2 separate regions of the Homo sapiens genome follow, and region 1 is linked to region 2. A link is a contact called in ENCODE Hi-C or POLR2A ChIA-PET data. All regions are on one chromosome and are shown on one strand. The core of a region is the stretch at or near the end of the contact, and the rest is flanking DNA. Distances in the headings are between cores, read along the strand shown. Region 1 holds the start of IGBP1 (immunoglobulin binding protein 1). Region 2 holds the start of RPS4X (ribosomal protein S4 X-linked).

The links. A loop is a pair of places that touch in the nucleus more often than their neighbours do. ChIA-PET counts read pairs that join two places held with the same protein, here RNA polymerase II (POLR2A). Pooled maps may share reads with other maps.
Region 1: a loop to region 2 is called in a pooled map, with 32 times the contacts of the local background. The contact joins the promoter of IGBP1 here to the promoter of RPS4X in region 2. A Hi-C loop is called at or near these places in 2 of 37 single-sample maps with no recorded cell type and 9 of 50 pooled maps. POLR2A ChIA-PET finds 5 or more read pairs at or near these places in 2 of 52 experiments (CD4-positive, alpha-beta T cell and activated B cell).

Annotation. Positions count from the first base shown.
Region 1 is chrX:70,130,442-70,137,201 of GRCh38, reverse strand. IGBP1 (immunoglobulin binding protein 1) reads right to left here and starts at 3,755. Exons shown (of 7, transcript NM_001551.3): 1 at 3,662-3,755; 2 at 3,067-3,479; 3 at 2,386-2,679. The coding sequence starts at 3,254. RefSeq lists an enhancer at 2,877-3,336.
Region 2 is chrX:72,274,755-72,281,383 of GRCh38, reverse strand. RPS4X (ribosomal protein S4 X-linked) reads left to right here and starts at 4,136. Exons shown (of 7, transcript NM_001007.5): 1 at 4,136-4,191; 2 at 5,150-5,227; 3 at 5,660-5,840; 4 at 6,234-6,331. The coding sequence starts at 4,189. RefSeq lists enhancers at 4,317-4,386, 4,557-4,636.

The sequences.
Region 1 (6,760 bases), core at 2,506-5,005, 2.1 Mb after region 2:
CAATTGATCACCAGGTTTCCTGTAGATTCAACCCTCCTAAATGTACTCCCCCATCCCTCTACCATTGCAATAGTAAACCCTAGTCACCTTTGTGACTTAACTGGGTCTAATCTTTTCCCTCACTGTTTCCTAACTGCTGGTACAGTGTACTAGCTAAAATGCAAATGTGATCATGCTACTATTTGAAAAGAAACAGCCAGGGCACAGCGGCTCACACCTGTAATCCCAGCACTTTGGGAGCCCGAGGTGGGTAGATCACCTGAGATCAGGAGTTCGAGACCAGCCTGGCCAGCACGGCAAAACCCCATCTCTACTAAAAATACAAAAACTAGCCGGGCGTGGTGGCAGGTGCCTGTAATCCCAGCTACTTGAGAGGCTGAGGCAGAATTGCTTGAACCCAGGAGGTGGAGGTTGCAGCGAGCCAAGATCACACCATTGCACTCCAGCCTGGGTGACAAGGGTGAAACTCTGTATAATAATAATAATAATAATAATAATAATAAAGAAAAAAGAAACAGAACTCTTCAGTGGATCTCAGTCACCAACCAGAGTAAGCTCTTTGGCGTGTCCTACCTAATAGCAGCTGACATTTACAGAATACTCACCACATGCCAGATATTGTGCTGTTTTATGTGATTTTTCCCATTTGTGCTTATTAACCCTGAGATAGGTACACATGCATCTCAACTTACAATAGGGCTGCATCTCAATAAATCCATCATAAATGGAAAATATGGTAAGTTGAAAACGCATTTAATACACCTTATTGAACATCATAGCTTAGCCTAGTTTACCTTCAACATGCTCAGAACACTTATATTAGCCTACAGTTGGGCAAAATCATCTAACACAAGGCCTATTTTATAATAAAGTGTTGAATAACTCATGTAATTTATTGATGTTCCCCTGACTGTGTATTGCTTCTGCACCAATATAAAGTTAAAAAATTCTAAGACAAGCCATCGCAAATCGGGGACCATCTGTACCATTATTACTTAGATTTCACATATGAGGAAAGCTGAGGCTCAGTTAGGTTAAATAACTTCCCCAAAGTCCAACAGATTATAAGTAAAGCTGGATCTCAAACCCAGGTCTCTGACTCTATGACCCATACTCTTAGCCACAAATAATAATAGTTGACTTTGAGTGTTTACTGTGTCAAACATTGGGCTAACTGCTTTATATATATTTCTCTTTTAATCCTCATAAACTACTTTATGAGGAAGAACCTATTATTATCTGAATTTTGCAGCTGGGGAAATTAAGGTACTGAAAGATTAAATAACTTACCACAAATCACAGTGATTAATCACAGTCGTCGAGCTGGGATTCAAACACCTTACCAAGTTCTCAGCAACAAGTTTCTCTTCACGTTCCTCACATCCCAGGCTCTCCTTGATGTGGACCCTACAACATTCTTCAGTATCATTCCTTCCCCCTTACCACCACCCTCTTTGTGTTCTACCATCACCTAATTGCTCATAGCTGCTGTTTTTGGTCTACACATCTCCACCCACCACTGTTTCTTTAATGCCTCTGTGGCTTTACTAAGGCTTTACATACTCTGCCGGCTAATGCCCTCCTCTCCTCTTCCCCTGGATATTCCTATTTACCCTTAAAGAACTCAGCACAGGAGTCACCTCTTCCAGGGAGCTTTCTCCTCTCTCCTGCTCCCTTTGGTTAGGTGCCCTTCCTGTCTGCTCTCATAGTACCTTGTGCATCCCTCCACAACATCAGTTTATATTGATATTCTGTTTCTATGCCCGTTTTCCTCACCAGATTGTATGCTCCTCCAAGGCAGGGACCACTCATACTCACACAAATACCTATACAGTTTGTATCCCCAGTGCCTAGCATAGTTCCTAGACATCATGACCACCCATTAAATGTTGTTTAAAAAACAAACAACAACAACAAAAAAAACCTAAGAAAGTAAGCAACTTTTCCAAGGTCACACAATGAAGCTGTGCCAGGACTAAGATCAGTTCAGGATGTTACACATCTACTCCAGTAGTCTGAACAGAGCTCCTCAATCAGTGGACCATAAAATGGCCTAGCTTTGCCTTTCAGAGACATCTACCCCACTGTACCATATGAACATTGCTATGATGTGATGTGGAAAAGGTTGGGAGACACTCTGCTAAACTACATTGCTGCTGTTGCCAACCATAAGGTAGTAAGGGTCTGATAAGTAGGTATAATCATCTCAACAAAAGCAGAGGCTTCTTGGAAAAACTCAGGAAAGTTTGCTCTCCCTAGGGCCTATGCTCAATAAGAACCAAGAAAGTGACACATACCATTCTGGCCCCCCACCACCCGCCAAGAAAGCATGCCCCTGAAAAGCACCGCCATTGGGCAGGCCTCATATTATAGCTATTGACCCACCTCTGTATTTTAGCCTGTCTTTGAGATGCCATAGCAACGAGACTAGGATAAGCCATGGAGGAATTGGCAGTGTGATTTTCAGCAGAGTTGTTCATGGTTTTGGGCAGCTCAAACTCTGCCACATGATAGCAATGGCACTGAGTTAAGTAGTTTATAAAGTGTTCTCGAGCCCGCTGCAAATGATCTAGACGCTTGCTGGGGTTGACTTGTTTCATGGTGAGGGCTCCTTGAAACGCTGGCACCAAAAGGTACTTCAGGTCGGTGGAAGCAATCTCTTCCAAATCTTCATTTCGGCTGGAAGAGCAAAAAGGAGGCAGTGAAGCCTGACTAGGCATTCAAATTGTGGCCCTTGCTTTCTGGGGGACGGAGTGGGAGGCTGGGCTGGGAGTGGACCAGAGGGAGGAGGCACGGGGAACAGCGGCCAGTTTCACTCAATGAAAGTGGCTGAGGGCTCACACCCAATGCCTATGCAATCAGCAGACGCTAGGAAGCAGAGTCGTAAGATATCAACCATCTGGGAAGAGAGGTGGGGAATGTAAACAATGTACACAAGATCGCAGTGGTAAGTAGGAACGAAACGTTCTCACCACTAAAGGTCCCCTCCACTCAGGCGCAATGGCTCCACCCTTGGTAACCATTATTACCTTCGTTCTCAGCCATTATTACTATCTTCCCCCATACCTGAACAAGTCGAGCTGCGATAACATTTCGGCAGCCTTCTCAAGGAGGTCCAAGCCCTTGAACACCTTCTCCTGGACTATCCGGGAACCGGCGGGTTCAGTCGCCACTTCTACTTCGTCCAGTAACTGTCTACCAGTTTCGAACAGCTCGGGGAGCCGCGGCAGCTGTAACTCGTCCTCAGCAGCCATCTTGGGGAGAGAGGAACCCGGAAGATCTCTTTTCCGGGGTCAAAGGCAACCTTGATAAAGAAGAATTAGGCGAGCGCGGACAAAACCGGAAGAAGCACCTCATTGGTCCAGTAGCTTCACTGTTAACAAAGCATCAAAGGACTTCCGGGAGCCGCTGTTAGCCGGCCCTGGCAACCGTTTCCATAGACTCATTTTACCAGGCAGCCCGTTACAAGTCGTAGGCATCTGTTAAAAGCAAACAAACAAGCAAAACCCTAGGCGCTGTTTTACCATGAGCTCCTCGTCGCCGACACGGGGCTGAGAAGTTCTGTGGGCTCTGAAGCCCGGGTGAGGCGAGGCTGAATTCGGAGCGCGAGGAGTGCGGACGAGCGAGTGCGTTTTAGGAGCCAGTCTGGCGCGCCCCTTACCTCGCGAGTAGCTCCCTAGGTTGAGGAGTCCAGGGACTCTAGCCGCCGCACCACTCCCACGGTTTGAAGATCCGGTCGCTTGAGCGCGAAGTGCAAGTAGCGCCCCCCTGCGGTTTCCGTCCACCCACCAGATGGAGCTCCGGGTTCCTCCCAGCCAATCCTCTCCCGTCCTCTTCCCCCTTCACCCCACACACGCCTACGACCCGTAGGCCGGCGTCCGGTGGAGCCCCCCTCAGCAAGATTGGCAACCTGCAACTCCGGTCACCGCACAGCCGGCTTCCCTTCGTGCACTTAGTTCCTACATCAAATGTTATTTCTGTGCAACCTTCCTTGTCTCTCTACCGCCTTCCACCCTGTGCCCTTCAGCCGCCAAGTCTGGGTTTCTCCTATGCATCTCTATCATGGCACCTACCACGCTGTATAATTGCTAGTGACTTACAAATCTCTCTTATCAGAATGAATTTGACTCATCTTTGCACCACTCTGGCTAGCCTGAGTACTCAGTATCAGTCATTATCTGAATAAAAAAAAAAAGTGATCAGTTTGGAAAGCAGCCAACTTATGCAGAACAGCATTGTTCAGTAGGTAGTTACTAGCTACATGTGGTTACTAAGCACTTGAAAGTGGCTATTTTGAATCGAGATGTGCTGCAAGTGTAAAAAACACCCCAGATTTCAAAGACATTTAAAAAAAAAAGAATGAAAAATGTAAATACTTTTTACATGGACTACATGTTGAAATGATAGTCTTTTGGATATGTTGGATTAAATATATTATTAGAATTAATTGTACTTCTTTCTTTTCACTTTGTAAATGTGCCTGCCAGATAATTTAAAACTATATTTGTAGCTCCCATTATATTTCTACTGGACAGAACTGATGGAAAACATAATTTCAGGACTTCAAAGAAGGGACGTCATTGTTTTGAACAAAGCAATATAAATACATACTGATTACCTTAGGACGCAGCCTGAATTGTCCTAGGAGATTTAAGTAGCAGGCACACTGTCTACCCCTGAAAATAAACTTTTAAACTAGTATTTTAAACTACATATCGTTGAGAAGAAAAAAAGCTTCATTAAAAAACAACTAGAGGGCAATATAGGACAGTATAAAATAGGTGATATGTTGTATTGCACAGGCTGTTGGAAAAGCAAGAAAGGGCAAGTCATCCCATGCTAGGAGTAGTTCAGAAGGCTTCTTAGACATGACATGCGGTCACATAGAAGAATGTCAAAGTTTAAAGGGAACCCCCAAAATCGGAGGAAAAACTTGAGACCAGAAAGGTTAAGGGACTTGTCCAGCCAGTTTGTGACAAAGTCAGTGACTTCTGCGTTCAATTGTTTCTACTCCATTAACCTTCAGTTGGGTAGGATTTAGAAAGATGAAGACCTTTAATGTGGGACAGATTGAAGCCCCAAACTAGAACAGTGCTTCCTAAGAGGGAGAGGAGGCTGTGGCACACATGTAGGTTGAAAAAGCTTCCCAGGTGATTCTAATAAACCTTCCCTTGCAACCCCTGCTTTATAAACTAAGAAGGAAGTGAGGCTTTGGCGAATTACCTATTTGGTTTATCTGGCACCTCTAGTAAACTGACCTTTCAGGGTCAGGCTTGGCAGGGAATATAAAGAAAAAGATAGTACTTGTGGAGGAGACTTAGAAATGTAGTAATTGTGAGAGTAAAGATAATTTGCTTCTCTGCATTTGCTTGGATTAAAACATGTCTTTACTGTTACTTAAGAGGAAAAAAATGTGCACAGTCTTAATTTGGTCTTAAACTTTGTAAGTCATTTTTTATGGCTTTCAAAATTAGTCTTTTTTTTTTTTTTTTTTTGAGACAGGGTCTCACTCTGCCACCCAGGCTGGAGTGCTGGAATGCATTGGCACGATCTTAGCTCACTGCAAACTCCGCCTCCTGGACTCAAGTGATCCTCTACCCTCAAGCCCCCCAATTAGCTGGGACTACAGGTGCAAGTCACCACTCCTGGCTAATTTTTGTATTTTTTTGTAGAGGCGGGGTTTCGCCATGTTGCCCAGGCTGATCTCAAACTCCTGAGGTCAAGTGATCCACCCGCTTCACCGTCCCAAAGTGTTGGGATTACAGACGTGATTCAGTGTGCCCAGCCAAAATGACGGTCTTTATGGGAGATGCCAATTACTTTCAGAGTGCCTGTTATATATTAGAGTTGTCATTTTAAGCATTGCATTTCATCTTATTCTGAAAGAATACCAAGATTAAAAAGTGGTTAGAAAAAAAGGAATAATGGCCGGGCGTGGTGGCTCATGCCTGTGATCCCAGCACTTTGGGAGGCCGAGGTGGGCAGCTCACCTGAGGTCAGGAGTTCAAGACCAGCCTGGCCAACATGGTGAAACCCTGTCTCTACTAAACATACAAAAATTAGCTGGGCATGGTGGCGCGGGCCTGTAACCCCAGCTACTCCGGAGGCTGAGGCAGTGAGCCGGGAGGCAGAGGCTGCAGCGAGCCGAGATCACACCACTGCACTCCAGCCTGGGCGACAGAGCGAGACTCTGTCTCACAAAAAAGAAAGAAAAAAAGGAATAATAAAAACGAGTCGTTTGCTGTGTTTTGTGTGTAAACACTTTATCATATTAAACTCCTGTTGTGCATGGGAGACTTTTTAAAATCCTAGTTTAGGGCACTTAACAATCATGAAAGTATAACGGTACTTAAACTTTTTGTAGTAGCATAATTCTTTTTCCAAAACAAGTTTTAGAGAGCCTGTAATTTCTAAAAGGACTGATGTATTTGAAGAGGATACAAAGAAGCCTGCCAACTCAGCCACTGGCCCATCTTCCTCAACCTGCTCAGTGAGTGGCACTCCAGGTGAGGGACTCAAGGGCTCTAAGTAACACAATATAAAAAGCATTAATCTGGCCAGGTGCAGTGGCTCCCGCCTGTAATCCCAACACTTTGGGAGGCTGAGGTGGGAGGATCCCTTTAGCCCAACTCTGCTACTGAATAGCTGTGGGACCTTGGAGAAATTCCTTCCTTTGCTCTTTCCATACATGCTGTGTGCTACCTGAATGCTAGGCATTGAGAATTCGAACACTACCCGAGGTTTAAGCTCTTAAGGGGTC
Region 2 (6,629 bases), core at 2,887-5,386:
AAACAAGCATGTGGCAAAATATTCAACCTCACTAGTGGCTTTTTTTTTTTTTGAGATGGAGTTTCACTCTGTCACCCAGGTTGGAGTGCAGTGGCACGATCTCAGCTCACTGCAACCTCTGCCTCCAGGGTTCAAGCGATTCTCCTGCCTCAGCCTCCCGAGTAGCTGGGATTACAGGTGCATGCCACCACGCCTTGCTAATTTTTTGTATTTTTAGTAGAGATGGGGTTTCACCATGTTGGCCAGGCTGGTCTCGAACTTTTGACCTCAAGTGATCCGCCTGCCTTGGCCTCCCAAAGTGCTGGGATTACAGTCATGAGCCACTGCACCCGGCCTAGTTGAGATTTTTTAGTGTAAATTAAAATAATTACATTAGCAAAAGTTAAAAATAGGTGATTACCAGGCTGGCACGAGTATAGTAAAATTGCAAGAATCCTCCGAGAAAGGCTTTTTGGCAATACACATATGCTACTACAAAAGGATTCAGACTCTTTGACACAGTGCTCTCTTTCTAAGGGTTACTGCCAACCACTCCCCTGAATTAATCACAGATGCACCACTTCTCCCACATCTGAGTCTCCAGCCCAGATCATGCGCCTGAGCTCAGGACTGGGTCTATAAGATATCTCCAGGCTGATGTTCCCCCGCACCCTCAGCCCTGTGTCTCAGACTCATCTCCTCATCTTCTCCTCAAGCACACTCCTCTGCCTCCTCCTTGTTCCGGTGAATGCATCACTGAGTCACCAAGCCAGAAACCTGGGAGTCATCCTAATTACCTCGTTGTCCCTCACCCCTGCACATTCATCATTTCCCAGTCAGATCCTGCCAATACTCCATCTGCAATGTCTTTTGAGTCTTTGAGCCCCCTCCTCCTCAGCCCCAGAGTCACAAATCTAGGTCTCAGCAGCCTTCAGTTTCTTGCTTGTATTGTTGACAGAGACCTGACCCATGTCCTCCAAGCCACTCACATTTCCTTCAAACCATTCTACGTGGAGGAGTTTGAGTTATCTTTTTAAAGCACAACACTGATTCTGTCCTCCTTAAAATCTTTCAACAGCTCTCCATTGTCTACCCACAGGCTAAAGTCCAAGATCCTAAAGATTTAGCTGCCCTCTGTATTACAACCCGCTTCACCACCATTTTTTTCTCCGATAAGCTTCTCCTAGCTTTCCCTCCCCACCCCCGCAGCCTGCTTCTCATATTATTATTTGTTCCTTGAGAGCAAGAACTAGATCTTAATAATCTCTGCATCCTCAGTTCATAATGCAGAGCTTGACACAGAGTAAGCACTCAATAAGTGTTGGTTGAAGGAATAGATTTATTCTAAGGAAAATATTCAACTGAAGGAAAAAGCTGTTCACTGTAGCAACACGCATAATAGAGAAAAAGTACAGAAAACTAAATGTCCAACAACAGAGAACTTGTATTAATTGTGGGACATCCACTTAATGGAATATGATACAGCTGTTAAAGTAGTAATTATGAGGATTATGCAGCAACTTGGAAAGTGTTTCTAATATAATAAAAACAGAATACAAAATGGTCTGTATGCTAGGACTAAAATTATGTAAAAGTATGCATGCACACAAGCCGATCAGAAAGAGAACAGGAAGAGGAACAAATGAATACAGATGATGTGTTTAGGGTGTTTGGGGAGGTACTGTTTGCGATTTACTTAGCTCTTTCCAAATTTCCTTTATTGTTGTTAGAATGTCATTTGTGCATAAATACAAATTGAGAGAGAGAAATATACTGAAAAAGATGCTTTGATTTCCTCAAGTCCTTTGATAACCTATGGCATAAAAACAAACCACTCACCTGGGAGGCAAGAGACAAGTCCCCTCATCCCCAAACGGGCTGTGTGATCTTGATTAAGTGAGATCTGCAGCTCTAACCAGCCATTTCTCCTATCCTCTCTAGCTGGAAAGCACATGGTTATCCCCCCACTCCCACAGCAACTTCTCCACCATTTCTGTTAATTGTACCACCATCTTCCCAGTGCTCTCAGATTAAAAACCTCAGAACCAACTTCCATTATCTCATCACCTTCACCTTCTCTCTACTCCTCACCTCCAATTAATCGATCCTTTCCAATAATCACTTATAACATGCTTTATTGTGGATTGTATCCCAGTTTTAGACAAGGAGGAGTTCCTGCCCTCTTAGTTAATACTGTCTGCTTGGTTAATACTGTCTGCTTGAGAAGAGCCAACAATGTTTCCCTCTCTTGCTCCTCTGCAGACTGCTGAGGGGTAAAGTGGATGGTACAGATAGAGACTTGTGAAATGGAACCTCATGAGTTAGGAGCTTGATCTCATGGTGGGAAGAATTCAGGCACAGGCTGGATGCTCTCAGGGATAGTACAGTAGGACTTGGCACAATAAGTGGGATGCTGACTCCGTTTATTCATTCAACAAGTATTTATCAAGTGCTGGACACAGTGCCGAGCTCTCTGTTCAGTGGCAAGGGGCCTGCCCAGATGAATTAGGGCAGGCTCCATCCTGGAGGTGCTCAGTTTGGTGGAGGCCAGGTAACTAAATTTGTCCTTGCTACCTAATGTGCTGTGTGCCCTCACCAAGTTTGAACACAAGCCTCTGGGGCAAGAATGAGGGATTTACCCTGACTGAGGGGACCACGAGCCCACAGAACCAGAGGGACTTGAACTGTGCATTTCCAAGGCTGAGGTGTGGGATTAGGTGGTACCCAGGAAGGGGGTTTGGCTGTTTGTGGCAGTTCCAAGCTAAGGAATCGAGTCCACAAGCAGTCTTGAAAGAGCTGACTCTAGCCAGGCGCAGTGGCTCAGGCCTGTAATCCCAGCACTTTGGGAGGTCGAGGCGGGCGGATCGCTTGAGTCCAGGAGTTTGAGACCAGCCTAGGTAACATGGCGAAACCCCGTCTCTACAAAAAAATAAAACTACAAAAAATTAGTTGGGTGCAGTGGCGTGCGCCTGTTGTCCCAGCTACTCGTGGGGGCTGAAGTGAGAGGATCGCTTGAGCCCGGGCTGTCTGTCGAGGCTGCAGTGAGCCATGCACTACAGCCTGGGTGACAGAGTGAGACCCTGTCTCCCAAACAAACAAACAAAAAGAGCTGACTCCCTCGGAACAAACTAGCTTGGTGGGGCTTGAGCTTTGAAGTTTGGGATTGGGGAGAGAGAGCAATGGAGCCAGATAAAGTTCAGACCTGCTCCCTTACGGCAGGAAACAGAGGGCCAAGGGCAGTTTCGAAGCAGGATCAGATCTACATTTTAGTTAGATATAACCAGACGATTTCTAATATCCTCTCTCCTCCCTGAGTCTCTATAAGTGCCAAATGCGTTGTACAGGAAGCAAGGGGGAGGATGTCAGAGTTCAAGCAGAGAAGCAAGAGGGGGTTAAAAACGTTGTTGGCTCTTCCCAACTCAGTATGGGCTGCCTGGCTGGCTCAAGGGAACACAAAAAAGGGACAGACAAAATACGTTTAAGAAATAACATTAAATATTTATTAAAATGTATTCTATTGATTATATACAAGTTCTTTGTTTTGTTTTGTTTTGTTTTGTTTTTGAGACGGAGTCTCGCTCTGTCGCCCAGGCTGGAGTGCAGTGGCGCGATCTCGGCTCACTGCAAGCTCCACCTCCGGGGTTCACGCCATTCTCCTGCCTCAGCTTCCCGAGTAGCTGGGACTACAGGCGCCCGCCACTATGCCCGGCTAATTTTTTTGTATTTTTTTTTAGTATAGACGGGGTTTCACTGTGTTAGCCAGGATGGTCTCGATCTCCTGACCTCATGATCCGCCCGCCTCGGCCTCCCAAAGTGCTGGGATTACAGGCGTAGAATCATCTGTACGTGAGACTGGAAGTAAGCTCACTTTGAACTCTCCTTGAGGCCAGGGATGTTGTGTAGCTCATCTTTGTATTCCCAGCACCTAGCACAGAATAAGGCACACAAGAGGCGCTCAGCAAATATGGGAGGAGGAAGGGCGGAAAAAGGGGAGGGAGGAAATCGCCCTTAGGAGACACCCTCTTTCCGCGGCGGTTCCTCAACTCGGGACTTCTGACCTCCCACCAGCAGATGGCAAGAAAGAGTCCCGGCGCGCCAGCAAAGGGCTGAGCTGGGCGGAGCAGCTGAAAATCCGGCGCGCGCAGTCTCCAGCCCCAATTTCTACGCGCACCGGAAGACGGAGGTCCTCTTTCCTTGCCTAACGCAGCCATGGTAAGCCGTTTAGTTAGCGAGCTCTTAGGACGTATCCGCCTCCATCCTCCCCCGGCCGGGGCTGCCCGAGGTTTCGGGATTCCTACTGGGGATGGCCGGGCAGAGGCGAAGGGATCACGGCCTCCGTGGTAGGCCGGGACGGGCTCCAGGGCGAAGGGCGAACGCTGGCCTAGGGTTGGGGAGGCGCAGATCTGGTGCTGCTGTTGGGAAGGCCTCGGTTTCTGACCCGGCCATACGTCCTGATCCCGGGAGAAGCTGCTTTTCCTCCCGGGCCGGAGCCGCGGCTGGGCCAGGAGCTCAGACTGCGAGCCCGAGGTTGGTGGGCGCTGGGGGTGCCCGGCGGAGAAAGGTTTTCTTTGTCATTGCCTTTTTGGCACGGCCTGACTTTACCATACGTGGCCGGTAAGCATCTGGACACAGCATTAAAAAGGCTTCCTTACTCTTTTTAAAGTAAAATTGGTGTCAGCTTTTGGCTTTAGTGTACGAAGGAGCAGCACATGTGTTTGTGCGGATGTCAGAATCTTGTTCCATACGTGTCAAAAACAGACGGTAATAAATTGTGAAAACTTTAGAAACACAGGTAGACTCCTGGCTCATTTCTGTTGCTGTGCGTTTCACTAGTATGGTGTTCTTGAAAGACCCTAACCTCTAAGCAGATACAGTTTCAAACAGTAACATGGAAACACTTTAGCAAGGTTCTGAAAGATAGTAATCAGTAAACGTTCTGAAACATAGTAACCAAGAATATTCTCTGTTACAATAAGAAGGCTTGTTGCAGCTTATGGATCTCACGGTGTTTGTTAAATAACTGTGTTTGTTTCTGTTTTATCGGAACACTATACTTTAATATTGTCCACATTTTGCTGAAGATGAAACTAAACTAAGAGTTTAGTTTCACACTAGGTTTTATAAGCTGTTCTGAAACCTGATTAACAGCATTGCAATCTAAAACTTTCAGGCTCGTGGTCCCAAGAAGCATCTGAAGCGGGTGGCAGCTCCAAAGCATTGGATGCTGGATAAATTGACCGGTGTGTTTGTAAGTATCTTATATAAATATTTCCGTGGCCACTGTTTTTAAGTGTCTCCCAGGACTCATTTGGGGACCAGGCTAGGGGAGGAATATCTATTCTTGGCTTCCTCTGCCCTTGAAGGAGCTATACTATCTAGCTGTCCTCCACTTCCAATCGATTTAATATTTTTGTGCCTCATTTATTCCACATACCACATAGTACATTTACATGGACTCAGGATTCATGTTCTTAATGATCCTGGTCCTCTGACAGGGAAGATGCTATAAAACTTTAAGGTATGAAATAGTTTTGGATGCTTTTTACACCTCCTGTGTAAAAGTCCAAGTTGGGTGTAATATGGACGGTCTTGGTGTTCAGTTAGTGGATCTGGTGGACTAGGAGGTAGGTTTGAGTGCTTTAGTGAATCCCAACAGTGATTATCATTTTTAACGTTACAGGCTCCTCGTCCATCCACCGGTCCCCACAAGTTGAGAGAGTGTCTCCCCCTCATCATTTTCCTGAGGAACAGACTTAAGTATGCCCTGACAGGAGATGAAGTAAAGAAGATTTGCATGCAGCGGTTCATTAAAATCGATGGCAAGGTCCGAACTGATATAACCTACCCTGCTGGATTCATGGGTAAGAAGTTTTAAATACTCTGGAGACGCATATTGATGGCAGCCCTATGGTATCCAAATACTGTCTTGATCATTTTTCTAACCTTTGTAATCTGTCAAGTCTCAGAAACAAAGCCTGACCTTCCCTCTGTTTTTTACTTAAATAAAAAACATGCAAATAATCATGAAACGCTTTTCAAAACTAAATTTCGATTCACTTTTAAATTTTACATGCAGTCATGGGGTTTTGAAATATTGAAGATCTGGCCGTGATCTTTAATCTTCAGAATCCTTGTTGGATTAGAACTGGGAGGCACATGGGGGTTCTTTTTGTTTCGTAGAGAGCTATGGTTGTTGCTCGGCATGAGGTAGTGGGGATCACTGTATGTAGTAACCGGTTACTGCTTGATTTCAGATGTCATCAGCATTGACAAGACGGGAGAGAATTTCCGTCTGATCTATGACACCAAGGGTCGCTTTGCTGTACATCGTATTACACCTGAGGAGGCCAAGGTGAGTGTGGCAAGCAAGCTGGGTCTTTACTCAGTATAGTTACTTTGTTCTAAGGGCCTGCATTGAGTACGAGTGCTGCTTGCAATGAGGTGGGTATTGATTAGTTAAAATCTCATACCTGGAAATATCTAGCTAACAATTCGATGAGATTCTGTCTTACATGTAACTTTTTGTCATGTTATTAAAAGTCTGGCTGATAGCTGTAGGGCATTGATGGATACCTAAAATTGGCCCCCATTTGAAGTTAACTTCCTCAGCAGATTTTCTTTTTTTGTGGTAGAAATGAATTCCAGTTGAA